3 separate regions of the Homo sapiens genome follow, and regions 2 and 3 are each linked to region 1. A link is a contact called in ENCODE Hi-C data. All regions are on one chromosome and are shown on one strand. Each heading gives the region's core, a stretch centred on a gene start or an enhancer-like site at or near the end of the contact. The rest is flanking DNA. Distances are from core to core; before and after follow the strand shown.

The links. A loop is a pair of places that touch in the nucleus more often than their neighbours do. Pooled maps may share reads with other maps.
Region 2: a loop to region 1 is called in a pooled map, with 5 times the contacts of the local background. The contact joins two enhancer-like sites. A Hi-C loop is called at or near these places in 3 of 168 maps with a recorded cell type or tissue (IMR-90, K562 and ascending aorta) and 3 of 50 pooled maps.
Region 3: a pooled map shows a loop between it and region 1 (2.9-fold over the local background). The contact joins two enhancer-like sites. A Hi-C loop is called at or near these places in 2 of 168 maps with a recorded cell type or tissue (IMR-90 and ascending aorta) and 1 of 50 pooled maps.

The regions. Positions count from the first base shown.
Region 1 is chr12:79,421,414-79,426,505 of GRCh38, reverse strand. All of the region lies in intron 9 of SYT1 (synaptotagmin 1), which reads right to left. Among named protein-coding and RNA genes, the nearest start is that of MIR1252, 4.7 kb to the right of the region's middle. Within about 2 kb of position 2,290, at least 4 of the 41 ENCODE cell types and tissues checked have a DNase peak (open chromatin) inside an H3K27ac peak, as active enhancers do.
Region 2 is chr12:80,050,625-80,055,716 of GRCh38, reverse strand. No RefSeq gene overlaps it. Among named protein-coding and RNA genes, the nearest start is that of OTOGL, 46 kb to the left of the region's middle. Within about 2 kb of position 2,521, at least 8 of the 41 ENCODE cell types and tissues checked have a DNase peak (open chromatin) inside an H3K27ac peak, as active enhancers do.
Region 3 is chr12:80,031,599-80,036,690 of GRCh38, reverse strand. No RefSeq gene overlaps it. Among named protein-coding and RNA genes, the nearest start is that of OTOGL, 65 kb to the left of the region's middle. Within about 2 kb of position 3,095, at least 2 of the 41 ENCODE cell types and tissues checked have a DNase peak (open chromatin) inside an H3K27ac peak, as active enhancers do.

The DNA.
Region 1 (5,092 bases), core at 1,041-3,540:
GAATGTTTCTGGAGAAAAGTTATTCCACATCATTCTTCTGAAGATTGTGTTCTATTCACAAAGCAAGTTTATCTAATTAAAGGCTGTGAAATATGTTTTTTTTTTCCTTGAATAATTGCCTGTGGTATGAATAAGGTTAGAACACTCTGCTCTCATTCTTCCCAGTTTAGCTTCAGGGTGGGAAGGATTGCAAGTGCTAAATGCTAAGCACTATCATTTCTAGGAGTGAAGATTAGACAAAGAGGAAATACTCTAAAGCAAGCTCATGATTTGCCTTCCAAATCCATTCAAGAGAGTGCAGAGTGAATTAATTTAGTGGAATTGTTGGGCAGAGTCAGAGTTCTGATTCTGAATCTTGTCTGGAACTATTCTGGGTGATTAGGACTCCAAGTCTGGTTTCAGAAAGGCTATTTTTTTTTTTTTTAATCAAACAGTGCTGGATGTGAATATGATTCAAACAACTCACAACTTTTTACTTAATTTGAAGGCCACTTTAGAGGGAGAGTTAACAATCTTTATTGAATAATTGAATAAGAGAGTAGACATAATATTCTAAGAGGAGCTACCATTTATGGGCTCTGAGTTACATGGAAAAGCTCTCTGTGTCCTTCATGCCTCTTTTAGGAAATGGTATAAATGAGTCAAAGGCCATACGCCAATAAGTATTATTAGTGCTTTGCAGGTAAAACCGTTCCTATACAACTGTGTTAGATGGACAGAAGTCAACATTTTACACTGACTGTGTAGTTGACTACTTAAATATATTGTGCTAGACTCTTTGGAGTTAAAATTTAAGTAAGAACTTGTTAATTAAAATGTCAATGTACTTCTAAAAAATATTGAAAGAGAAGGAGTTATATTTAGTTGAAGAAAATTTTTTCACACTAAGATTTTTATTGGGATTTACATAGCATTCAGACCAGCCTAAGAATATTAGTGAGGTGATTAATATGAATTTGATATTTGCCCTCAGTTCAGAGCAATGTGATTTTGGGCATAAGGACAAGTCTATGGTATAGAAATTGAAAATGGGGCCAAAATTAGTTAATTGACTTAAACCCAAAATGTTCTGTGGAAAACAGACTGCCTGTACATGGTTTAAAAAATGGAGATTCCTAGACTGGAAGGCCATTGTGAACATGAACAGACAAAAATGGAGTTTATCTGGTTAAAGAACTTTTGAAACTTTTGAGGTTATATGAGGGGTCAGGTTTATTAAACATCGATTATCCAGCACTTTGCTAGATGATATGAAATAACAGCAGAAAATATGAACATTCCTGCCATTACCTTAGAAGAAGTGACAGTGGGTGGAAGGATGAGAGTAGAAAAAGGAGTGTGCCTGAAAATACAATAAGAACAAATATAAAAATGCCATAATACACGACCTTCATAGACTGGAAGGAAAATATTAGATCTGTTTGACCTCTTTGGGGTAACATTTGGCTTATATTGTTATTTGCTGCTTCTATGAACATAATAAAGGTTTAATTTTTATCACTGAAATTTTTACAAGTGCAAATTAAATGTCTCAAAAAAAAAAAAAAAAAAAGAAGAAGAAAAATCAAAAGCAAAACAAAACCAAAAAGGGCAGCAGCTGAAAATCAGTCTTTCCTATAAGGAGCAGGGCAATGATTAATGGATAACAAATTTAAAAACTTAAAAAAAAAACAAAACACTAGGTCTGCATACAATCACACACAAAACTATTTTATAGAAAAATGGGAGACCAAACAGAAGTTAAGAGAATATTTCATGACATAATTTTGAGAAAATCAAAATAGTCATCAAGTAGTCATAGTGTGTTTAGGAACTATTAATGGCCAATCAGTTTGTAAAAACCAGTCTTTACCAACCACCTGCCAACCACATTCCAGCAGTCCTTAAAAAGCCTCAAAAAGCAGTGGATGAGCAAGAAAAACTGTACAAATGAAAGAAATGTTAACATTGCTGAGAAATCAATACAGCCATGGCCATGCATTTCAAATTGTAGGAAGAGGACAGATGTCTATATGCTTATGCCTGTTGTTTGTACTACCCTCTCTACTCTTGGCATGCCTAAAGACAACTGGAATTTCACTAAAACCTTTGCAAATACAAATAATGAACAAATCCACACACAGCACACAAACACAATACATCCATGGCATTTGTTTGTAAAGGCACTTTCAGAGAAAGAGCATGATTCATTTGAAAGGCTCTCTCTGTGGTTATTTGTTTTCTGGTGATGCAGAAATTCTTCTAAATAGGTCATCATAATACTGATAATCATCTCCACGGTAACCAGCTTTCAAGGCAACTGGCTGAGGGTTACATTTCTAGATGGGGGAAATTGCATTAGAGGCATGGTAGTGACACAAGAAGCTGTAAGCTAGTGCCATTCGAATTCCCTTATACGTACAGCATTTATCAAATACTCTCTTTATAATCTGAACTAAGTATGACTTGTTTGAGGGACATTTGTAGGTGATGCTTCATCTCATTTTTAGGTAATGCTCCATCTATTAACCTAAATAGAAAAAAGAAATAACCAAATACTTGTTGGTTATTTCAACAAGTATTTGGTTATTTCTTTTTTCTATTTAGGTTAATAGATCCAGGTGCTTAGGCCTTCTAATGCTAACCCAGAGCCGGTATCTTGGGAGATTTCAGGAACAAGTGTTCACTCTCACCTTCCTCTCTCTGCTTGCCTCCATCTGTATAGGTGTTCGGCATATTTAGGAGAGGGACTAGATTTCTGTGGGATTGTGCAATAACATCTCGACCATAACATATCATGAAATTGAAGAATTTTTCTGATAAATGGGTTTCTTAGATCTGAGGCAATCCATTTTGCAGTGTCCAGGGATAAGACTAAGCAATTTCTTAGAACTATTCCACAGTTTAAGTCCTTGAAATGTTTTTTAGCCAAGAGTAAGAGGCTAAGCTGGCAAGGAACCCAACCAAACCACCTCAGCTTTATGTTTTTGTTTTGTTTTGTTGTGTGTATGTGTGTTTGTCTATGTCTTAAAGTACTTACAAAATTCTGAGGGCAGAGCTACTTCACAGCTGTCTTATACTTGCAGACTCTAAGGCTTAATTAGAGTTAAAAGAACTAGTTGAGGCCTCCAGGCTCAGGTGATAGAATGAAAGCAGATTATAGAGTCTCTCTCTTTCTCTTTCTCTCAGAACTAAAAACAAGGGATACCAACAATGAAAACCACTAGCTCCCTCCTTTCTAGTAATAAGTCAGCAATGAAATAAGGAAAAGACTGTAACCTAATAATATGGACATTAAAACAAAACAAAGCATGCATGCACGTGTGCACACATGTGTGGGCGCACAGACACACACACATACAATGCTGGCTCACAAAAGAACAGATCTTGGAGTGGTACAGTGTAGCTTCTAACCCTGAACTCCCTTCCTGCCCCTGGAACCTTACTGGTGAATTACTGAACTCTCAAGACCTCACTATAGTCTTCAGATCTGGAGAGAAACTAACTAAATGACTATCCTTATTTTTCTCATTTTTGTCTGAAGGGTAGTGGATTGGCTATTGGACAGAAGTGGGCTGCTTCTTTCTGACAGAGCATGTATCGGTAAAGATACCACATTGCATATAAACTCATTAGAAAGGGGAATCGTCTCATTTGTTCACACAGCTTACTTCCAGCACCTAGATTAGAATGTGCCTTGCAAAGGAGAGGGGCTCAATAAAAATTTGCTGAATGATTTTAAAAAATCCTAGAGTGTTCCCCTTCAGGATGGATATGTATTCTGATTAAAGAGAGGGATTAAAATGTAGTTCAAAGTATCTAACAAATCCCAGAGAGAGAGAGAGAGAGAGCACGAGCAACCAAAAGTGCAGAGCCCAGGAGTTCTAACTCAGATGTCACACAGCTTCAGCAGAGCTTTCCCTTCCCTCTCTACTCCCTGCACCATTTCCTTAGGCTGCAGTTAAGTGGATGGTATCCAAAATCAAGTTCTTTAACCATAGCTTTGGGGAAAAAAGTTAGAGTCTATGGAAATTGAGTCAATAAGTCACCTATACTAGATAGAACAGAGAAGATCCAGATAAAGCGTTCAGGTATGAGTAAGATGGGGGAAATCAGTGACAAACATCCAAACATGCTAAGGCAATGCTCCCAAATGAAAATAAACAAAACCAATCAACCTTAAAAGAAAGGAACATAGCATGCAAAAGAAAGATGAAACTCCCTCTTTTAAAGAAAACATAGTCCAAAGAACAAAACAAAATTCCTCAGAAGTGCTTTGTACTATGAATCAAGTTAATGAGAACATGAACTCAGAAAAACAAGAGCTCAAAGATGAGTTGACAGAACCCCAGGAAGGTTACAGAACTAAGGAGGCTGAGTACAAAAACAATATTATAGAGTGAATTTTTAAAAGGTGACAGAGCAAGGAACAAAATAAACATGGCTGCAAATAAAATTACCGGCCTCGAGGAATGGCTTGTAAATACAAGGGAACCAAAGGAATTAGAAGGTGACAGATTGGAGTTCAAAAGCACTTAACATGAGGAAATTGATGTCCCTGAAGGAGAAGTTTCAATAAATGGAACAGGAAAAGTATTCACAAATACCACACAAGGAAATTTCACTAAAGAGAAAGAATAACCACATTTATAGATTGAAAGAACATACCATGTTCTAGGAAATACTGGTAACAGAATGCTTAACACAGCCCTGATTGAATACTTACAATTCAAGTATAAAGACATTCCTTGGGAATTTGAGAAAACAAACAAACAAACAAAAACACCCACCACCACCAACAATAAAAAAAAAAAACAGAAAACAAAAAAACAAAAAAAGTGTCACATTGGATAAAGCAAAAATTAGACTGGCTTCAAATGTCTCCATAACAGCATTCAATGCAAGAGCAATATGTATACCAACCAACATGTCAAGACAGATATTCTATCATGAAAGAATTTCAGTCAAGATGACATATAATTGGGTCTTGTGAATTTCTGGCCAGAATGGTTAGTAATGATGGTGTAGCCACCTTTAGAATAGCTATGCTAGCATTTTTCCAAAGTGTGACCTTTGAACTCCAGTGAGGTGTTCCTTGAACAAGGAAACTATG
Region 2 (5,092 bases), core at 1,272-3,771, 630 kb before region 1:
TGAGTGACCCTCTGTCTTGCTTCCCTAAACAAATCTAACTAAAGGTAAGGCCTTGCTGGTCCTCGTCAGCTAGATTGTAGTTCAGTAATAGTGATAGCAATAATTTACCCTGTTACTACGGACTCAAAAAAGGGTAGACTCATTTTTAAGAATAATTCAACTGAAATTAGGATTTTAAGATGAACTTCCAACACATCTCAGGAGCCCAACAGGGAGGGTAGGCCAATCCGTAAGGTGATTAAAACAAAATGAGCATTTTGAGTTTTAGGCATATGTGAACAGTAAGGAGGAGCAGTGAAAACTGTTGGAACTTCTAGAAAGAAAGACCCTGCTCTGACTTAAGAAAAACTCAAATCTAGATGGCTCAGAAGGAATTATCTCACCTCTGGGTAAGGTGATATACATGGGCCCACAAAAAATCCATTTTTCTGTCACTTACTATGAACCAAACCTTCTCAAGAAATTGTAACTTGACTTCCATTTCCCAAGTAAGCAGCCAAAGATTTTCTCTTTTGAAAAGAGACGAAATTCTGAGTGAAACAAATCATTGGTGTTAATATTCAAGCAACAACAAAACAATAAATGAAAACAATATTTGTAACTCAAGGTGAATTGATCCAACTCAAATTTAGGAGAAAAAGTAAGGTTATATTAAACCAAGATAATAATATCTAATTTTACTGTTAAACGTTAATCATGCCTGATGTTTGATATTCTTTCAATCTCGGCCCATATAATGAATTTTTCTTGGAAATGTAGTAACTAAATAATAGTAAATGTTTGTTTTGAAGAAAAAGTCCTAACTTTTTATGGGAGAGAAATAACAATTGAATAGAAAAACAGGCTATAACCACACCTTCAAAAATGGAACTTTCTGGACCACCAATAAGCCCCCTTACCTAGACACAGTTAAGTAATAAGTATATATAAGTAGTAAGTCATAGTGTAATAAGTTTTCTGGCGAAGTATTCAGGAAGCAGCATTGTATAAATGGCCCTTTCAAATCTAAAATCTATAATGAAGTGACAAATGGCACAAACATATGAGGATTTACTTGCCATTCAATAATAGTTTCATTGCATTAACCTGAATAAATAAGAAACATGGTTGCTCTCCGCACCATGACCCACTAGCAAGGCAAACATAGAGAGCAATAGGTTTTCCTGATGCTCCACAAGTCACACAAACTAGGCAAATGCCCATTCCATGCGTACTCTTGCAAAGCCTGTACATTTTTTTTTTTTTTTTTTTTTGAGACGGAGTCTTGCTCTGTCGCCCAGGCTGGAGTGCAGTGGCGCGATCTCGGCTCACTGCAAGCTCCGCCTCCCGGGTTCACTCCATTCTCCGGTCTCAGCCTCCGGAGTAGCTGGGAAGCCTGTACGTTTTTTAATGGAAGTCACTATTCAGATAAATCAGACATTTAGACTTCAAGAGGTGTAAGAATTCCTCAAACTGACCACAGGTTGTTCTGGGAAGAGTATCTGTGATAGATGGGTAAGAGGAGATGATTACACAGATTCTTGCATGAGTAAAAAAATCTGATTCTCTTAACTACTCAGTTCAATTTCAGAAGAAAAGCTTGTCGGTATCAAATGAGTTAGTTCTTTCTTGATAAATTAGAGAAATCTTACCTTGACAGAAGAGTAGACACATTATATTCTCAGTTGTGTAATGGCATCACTGGATTCCAGGGCACTCACTGATAGAAAGTTTTATATGCCATTTTCATGGGGGGAAAAGTCCTTAATGGTATGTCTCACCTAAAAGGGAAAAGTTGCAGTTTGGCAGGTTTGGAAACTTTGTGACTACGGAGCTAGAATTAAAAACTTGCACTAAAGAGAGAAAAAGTATAAAATATGCTCTTTCTCTCTCTCTCTCTCCTCCATCCCCATATATTATTCAAAATAAGGGCTTTGTTTTCGGTTTTGGTGTTTTCATTTTCTAACCTCTTAATAAATTACCTGATGCTTTTGCTCAGACCGTTCTCAAAATAGGGATCACAAATTAAAATACCTACAAGGGTTAGGCAGATAAAGCAAAGGAGTGAAGTCATTTCTGTCAAATTTAACAAAATGTTCAGTGGGGAGGACTTGGCAGCTTGTAGACTGCATGACCCATTGAAGCGTCTTAGCAAGTACTCACCTCCAGTCAGTTGTCACATACAGAAATGCTGGCTTAGTGTTGCCAAATATACAAATTTTCAAGATAAACAGTAAATCTGAATTTTTATGTACTGTCTCCTGGATTTTAAATTTGGCCACATTTCAAACATTATTTGGAAATGTGTGGGGACTTCTAATCAAGATGGTTTAGTGAGTTCGTAAATTACCACACCCCTCTGTTCTAAACATTCAGCCATGATTGGAAATATATAAAAAGATAAAAGCATTATGACATTAGCTGGGTACAAAATCAAGATAAACATCTCCATGGACCAGAAAAAGAACAGAAAGCCAACGCAGTGAGCAAGGCTCAGAGAGATGACTGGCCAGAACTGGGCACTCTGCCTGAAGCTGCAGCTGGGTTGGGACTTCCAAAAACACGTAGGCAGTTTAAAAAACAGTTCACTTGCTGTTAGGAACTGTGGCTTACTGGGACTCATTGGACCTGAGAAAGTGGGAGAAAAAAGACACTGCCTTGAAACAAGGACCACGATTTCCAAATATAGATCAGGAGCCCTAGAACAACTCTACAGATTTTCTAGATATCGCTTACCCAACTTGTAGGATAATACCTTAATCATAACTTTTCATTCATCTACTCAATCATGTATTCAACAACTATTTCTTGAGCAGCTACTAAATGCTGGGCAGTGTTCTGGGTGCTGGAGAAAAATGAGTGCACAAAACGAAGTCCCTATCCTATTGAGTTTACACTTTAGTTGAGGGAGAGGGGCCAGTGTGGGAAACAGATCACAAATAAACAAGTGAATACATAATGTCTGAGGGTGGAACTGCTAGGAAGAGAAAATAAGCTAAGGTAAAGGGGAAGAAAAACATCAAAGAGGGAAGGAAGGATGCTGTTTTATAAAGAGAGCTAGAGAAGACCTAGTGAGAATGTGATATTTAAGGGAGCCAGTTATAATGACATGGGAGACAAGTGTCCCAGGCAGATGGCACAGGAAGTTCAAAGGCTTTAAGGTAGAGACATGCAGGGTAGGCTCAAGGAATAGCAAGGAGATGAGTGTGATGAGAGGAGTGAGTAAGAAGAGTGGTAGGAGCAAAAGTTAGAATTGGAGCAGAAGGCCAGATCACATAGAACCTTCAAAGCCATTTCCATGTTTGTGACTTTTTATTCCCAGTGAGATGAGAGACCACTGTGGGGGTTAGAGGTGAAGAGAAACATAATATAACTAATGTATTAAAAAGATAACTAGGACAGCCTTGGTGAGAAAGGACTGGAGTGAAGGACAAGGAGCACGGAAAGAGGCAAGGAGACAAATTAAAAGCCTATTTAAGCAATCCAGACCAGAGATGATGAGGGCTTGGACCAGGAGGGAAGCAGTGGAGGTGGGGAAACGTTGTTATGGTCTGAAGTTATGTTGAAGACAGAGACAAGAGGATTGTTGTTGGATCAGAAGGATAGTGTGAAAGAAAGAGGGGAGTCAGAAATTATCCCAGATTTTTTTAAAGAGAACTATAAAAACTATAAAACTACTAGAAGAAGACATAGGGTAAACACTCCAGGACTTTAATCTAGGCAAAGATTTTATGGGTAATAACCTCAAAAGCACAGGCAACAAAACCAATAACAGGCAAATGGGACTGTATTAAACTAAAAAGCTCCTGCAGGGCAAAAGTGAACAATTAACAGAGTAACGAGGCCACCTATTGAATGACAGAAAATATTCCCAAACTACTCATCTCACAAGATGCTAGTATCTAGATTAAACAAGGAACTCAACCCAAAAGCAAAAAATAGAAACAAAAACAAATAATCCCCTTGAAAAATGAGCAAAGAACATGAATAGACATTTCTCAAAAGATATACAAATGGCCAACATATACATGAAAACATGCTGAATGTCACTAGTCATTAGGGAAATGCAAATCAACGCCACAATGAGATATTATCTTACCCCAGTTAGAATGGCTATTATCAAAAAGACAAGAAATAACAATGCTGATTAGGATGCAGAGAAAAGGGATCTGTTACACACTTTTGGTGGGAATGTAAAGTAGTACAGTCTCTATGGAAAACAATATGGAAATTTATAATAAAAAAAAACCTAAAAACAGAACCACGATATGATCCAGCAATCCCCTCTACTGGGTATTTATCCAAAGGAAAAGAAATCAATATCTCAAAGGAATACCTGTACCTTCATGTTTGTTGTAGCACTATTCACAATAGCAAAATATGTAATCAACCTAAGTGTCCAGAAACAGAATGGATGCAGAAATTGTGATAAACACACACACACACATACACACAATGAAATACTAGTCAGCCATTAACAAAAATGAAATCCTGCCATTTGCTGCAACATGGATGGAACTGAAGATCATTATGTTGAGTGAAATAAGCCAAGCACAGAAAGACAACTATTACATGTTCTCACTCATCTGTGGGAGTTAAAACAATTGATCTTATGGAGGCAGAGAAGAGTGATAGTTACCAGAGGTAGGGAAGGGCTTGTAAGGGTTGGGGAGGATAAGAGACTGATTAATGGGTATAAACATACAATTAGATAGAATCAATAAAATCTAATGTTCTATGGTAGAGTAGTTATAGTTAAAAGCAATGTATTATATACTTCAATATAACTACAAGATTCAATATAACTACAAGAGAGGACTTAAAATGTTCCTAACACATAGAAATGATTAACACATGAGGTGATGGATATCCTAAACACTTTGACTTCATCATTACACACCCTATGCATGTAACAAAATATTACATGAACCCTACAAATATTTACAAATATTGTGTATCGATTAAAAATCAGCCTATGAATAATCATTAAAAAAGAGAGATGGCGTCTTTATAGGTTGCCCATGCCGAAGTGTAGTGGCTGTTGAGGCTGAATCATTGCACACTACAGCTTCAAACTCCTAGGCTCTAGCAATTCTCCACCTCAGCCTCCCAA
Region 3 (5,092 bases), core at 1,846-4,345, 610 kb before region 1:
CTACAATAAAATGGCATTAGAAATTTTGAGAGGAAAATGGATTTATAAACGGTGTTGGGAAACTGAGCAGTCATCTAAAGAACAAGTTTATTCTATCTGTGCCACCTTTACACTTAATGAATTTTGATGGATCAATTATAAAAATGTAAGAAATAAAATTAAAAAGTTACAGAAGAAACCATCGTGGGTTTTTAAAAAGTGTAATCTGACAGTCTAATATACTTTGTACACGTGATGCAAAATACAGAAGCATAATCAAACAAGTAAACATAACCATAAGAAACTAAAAATGGCCAGAAACAGTGGCTCACACCTGTAATCCCAGCACTTTGGGAGGCTGAGGCAGGCAGATCACTTGAGCCCAGGAGTTCAAGACCAGCCTGGGCAACATGGTGAAGCCCTGTCTCTACAAAAAATACAAAAAATTAGCTGGGTGTGGTGGCACATGCCTGTAGTCCCAGCTACCCAGCAGGCTGGGGTAGGAGGATCACCTCAGCCCAAGAGTTTGAGGTATCACAGAAGGGATATATTAAGGGCTCAAATAAATAAATAGTAAAGCCATCCACTGAATAGAAAAAAAAAAGTAGAAAAGACTACAAATAGACAGTTTATAGAAAAGGAAATTAAAATGAGAAATGCAAATAAACTTCACATTGAAATATCATTTTTCACCTATCAGGAAGATAAAGATCTAAAACTTTTATTGCATACTCTGTTGGCAAGTCTATTGGGAATGGGCACTCTCACTCATGTTGACAGGAGTAGGTACTGGTAAAACCCTTTTGGAGTGTGATTTAGCAGTGTCTACCAAAGCTATAAATATGCATACTTTTTACCTAGCAAAGGTTACCACACATATGTGTAGAATATGAAAGCATAAGGTTATACATTCCAGCTTTTTTTAATTGTAAATATTGCACACAGCTTTATATCCTTGCATAGGGGCTGATAAAATCAAATTTGGTTCATCCATTTAAATGTGCTTACTCCATACAACTGCAAACACTAAAGAAAAGGACAAAACAAATCCAAAGCATATATATAGTGATCCTAAATCCCAGTTTCCAGGGCATCTGGGTTGATGCCTGTTGTTCTGGTGTTCCATCCAATTGGCATTGCCTTGTACTGTCCAAAGTGACCTGTCTATTTAACACATAATTTGGTTGTTGCAATGGAGTAAATGTTTATATCCTCCCAAAATTCACATGTTAAGGTCCTAACTCCCTGTGTGATGGTATTAGGAGGTGAGGCCTTTGAGGGTAATTAAGTCATGAGGTTAGAGCCCTCACGAATAGGATTAGTGCCCCTATGAAAAGACTATAGGGAGCTCTTTTGCCCTCTTTCTGCTATTTGAGGATACAATAGTCTGGAAACCAGCAAGCTGGTTCTCACCAGAACCCAGACATGCTGGCACCCTGATCTCTGACTTCCACCTCCAGAATGATGAGAAATAAATTTCTGTTGTTTATAAGTCACTCAGTCTATAGTATTTAGGTTGGTGCAAAAGTTATCACGCAATTACTTTTGTACCAACTAATTATTACAAAAACTACAATGACTTTTGCACCAACCTAATAACTTGTTCCAGCAGCCCAAACTAACTAAGACAGTCACTCTAGGTGTATTTCACTTTGGAAGTGAGAGAAGGGATTGGGGTGAGGCAGGGAATGGGATATGAGGTTAGATGAAGAGAAAGGGAAGGGAAAGACAACTTGATGCTTCCCAGCCAACTTGGTACAATTCAATTCTTCTCTTTTTGATCCTATCAAAGCTGTAAGCTATAGATGTTAAGTCTCTGGAGCCACAAGAACCTAGGTTCAAATCCTGGCTGTACAATTTACAATCTATATGAACTTGGACAATTCCTTAACCTCTCTCTGCCTCAAATTTCTCATCTATAAAATTGAGATACTAGCGCCTATCTCATTAAGGTTATTGACAGGATTAGATGAACTAATGTATGTGAAGCACTTAAAACAGAGTCTGACGCCTATGAAGCACTATAGATGCATTAACTATTACTGTAATTCATGGTGCTCTTAGTTTGGATACCTCATCCAGACCTTGACAAAGTCAATATATACTGAAAGGCTCAACTACTGAAATTAATCACACTAAGATCTACATGTAAACTGCATTCACTCATCCAACACATTTTTGTTGAGCATTTATATTTATGCTCTGAACTAAGCTCTAGGAGAATAAAATTATATAAAGCACAGGAGGAAAATAAGATGAATTGGTATAAAGCCCACATGCATAAGATGAAACTATTATAAGATAGGTTGATTATGAATTTTTAAAACTTGATTAAATTAAGCAAAAACAAATGGTCTAGTTGCCAGTAAGTTTGTTAATCTTTTGATTATCTGATCATCTTAACAAAACTTCAAAACAGAATAAAAATTTTTAATATAGGCCGGTTTTAGCTGATACTGAACAATAAAGCCGTACTTAACTGCACTTTCCTGGTCAAGAACAAGAACTTTGGAACCAGGATAGGCTCAGGTTTGAAACTAGCTCTGCCACTTTCCTTGTGTACCTTGAGCAAGATACCTAAACTTTCTCTCCATTAATTCTTCATATTTAAGCTGAGCAGCACTAGCTACCAGTTTACATGGTGTTATAAGGATTAAATGTAAGGCAGTTACCTAGTGTTTAGCCCATAATAAATGCTCAGTAAATACTTGCGAGCATCATAATTATTATTTCTCTGAATTTAAACAAGTAGTACTTATATCTCTATTCACATTACATCTTCTCCACGTGATTTGCCTTCATTTTTCTCCACGTAAATGAAACTAAACATAATTCATTATTGTTAAAATATTGAATGTTTTTTAAAATCCATTTCCAAAAAAACGGTGACTTGCTGATAGTTCTCATAGCAGGAGTATAAACTAACTCCCCTTCAGGGAGTTGCATAGCCATCTCTTTGTTTAGGTGATTTCTAGACTTCCTATTTAGGCAAGGCTCTGATCTAGAAGACATAACTTTTTATAATCCAGCTCTGATGACACAGCATGAGTGATGGAGCTATAAACAGACTCCCTCCTCCTCCCCCACAAACCATGTTTCTGTAGGATGAGGGCCCAGTTAGTGGGAATTCACTTGTAAAAGACTTGGAAATACTTTCTTCAGCACACAGCTGAGCACCAAAACTTTTGAGCTATATGCCGTCTTACAATTATGCTCTAAGCCAAGAGAAAAATCTTGCTAAGTTATTTATGTTTTAGGCATTTGATTTTTCATTTTAAAGTGCTAATATTACAAGTAACTTAAATAGCAGGCACAGTCTAAAGATTTAAAAAGAAGAAAAAGTTGATGAATTACTGATGTACTTGCTAAAGTGAATATTAGGAATTTTAATGTCAGATGTTCTAATGGGGAAAAAACGATGTTTGAGAACTAAAGAGATTAGCTGAGAACTGAACTCTAAGGCAGGTATTTTTAGGAATCTTTGGTAGTGTTTTAATGTCAGCTTAAGAAACAAAGTAAAGTATTTGTGTCTCATAGTTGCTAGGCAACATATTGGATTTGATTTGGTTTCCAGTCATTTTAAAAAATAGTGCCATGATTATAACAGCAATGAAACAGTATTATCCTTTTCTCAATTCAATATTAAAATACTTAAGAACAGTTGGCTTTGATGGGGTCATTATTACTTAACTTTTATTTTTTCATTGTTTCCATATCCTTATTCCAGAATCCTGGAACCATGCACACTGTACTCTTAAAAGAATAACTTATGTCATAATTGTGCATCATGCTGTTTTACTATTTTAGATTAGATATTTACATAAAATTCAAGATACTGAAGTTTGTAGCCTTTTTTGAGTTTCTCCACACTTTGATCATCATATTCCTGAATCATCAATACATTTTCTTTTTAAGAAAGCAAGGGAGTAGTATGTACCTTAGAGAGATTTTCACTTAAAATAGTTACAATAGCTTCAGTTTTTTTTTTAAACATTTACACAAAAACCTAACTCCCCAACCAAGCCAGAAAGATTAGGTATTATTAGTATTTACGTATTTTTGTGAATTTTTAACTTAGACAATATTTGTGTTTTCTTATAAAGTTAACATATACTTTTTAATTTTTTTTTTAGTCAGGTACTACAAAGCAGTATAAAATAAAAAGTAGCATCCCTCTTCCTACTCCTTCCTCAAGTTACTTCAATCGTATTCCCCAAAAATAATCGCTAACACTTTCTTACAACTCTACATATTTTTAAATTCTGCTTGGAAACATGTGCTGGATTTGACACAACTCATTTATTGTTAGAGCTTGAGTGCATTCTTTGTTACCACCCAACCAAGAGTAAAAAAGAAAAAACAATTTTTTTCAGGAAAAAAAAAGGAATCCCTGGACCCAAACATTTCTCTTCCAATTCTTTTCAGGTAGTAACTCTTTCTCTCCTTTCCATTTCTGGCCAACACAAACACACTACCCAATGACACAGCTAACTGACCATATTGGATGGGAATTTCTGGATGGAAGTTTTTAAAAGGTTAATATATCTGACATAGTTTCCAAGCTCTTAATTTAGTCTAAGTGTAATGTACCAAACAGTTAATATCTCTCTTCTGTCATTTATTTCTATTAACTTTCTCTTTGTTATTGTTTACTCTCATTTTATTGTTTACTTTACATAAAAGTTTGAAGGGCTGGAATGATCTGGGCCTCTTGAAGGTACAGGAAGCCCACTCTACGTACACAAGCTAAAGCTGCACCAAGAAATTGTTACTAAGAGCCCTGTCTCTCTCTCTGTCTGTCACACACACACACACACACACACACACACACACACACACACACACCTTGAATCAGAAGGCTTTTCTTATAGATCCTGTCCTCCTCCAGGATCCAGTTTTCTGGATAGTCCAAACGATTTCCATCCTCCAGCCCTAGGAGAAGCTACTGTTCTTAGATCCATTTTTGGTATCTGGAAGATTAGTTTCCTTCCTGTTTAGGCCTTGTTTCTATAAAGTACATTCTGTTCTCTCTCGCCTGATTCTCCACCCCCATTACCCACGCACACATGCACACACAAACACACACATGATCTTTGCCATAAGGTACTTTTCC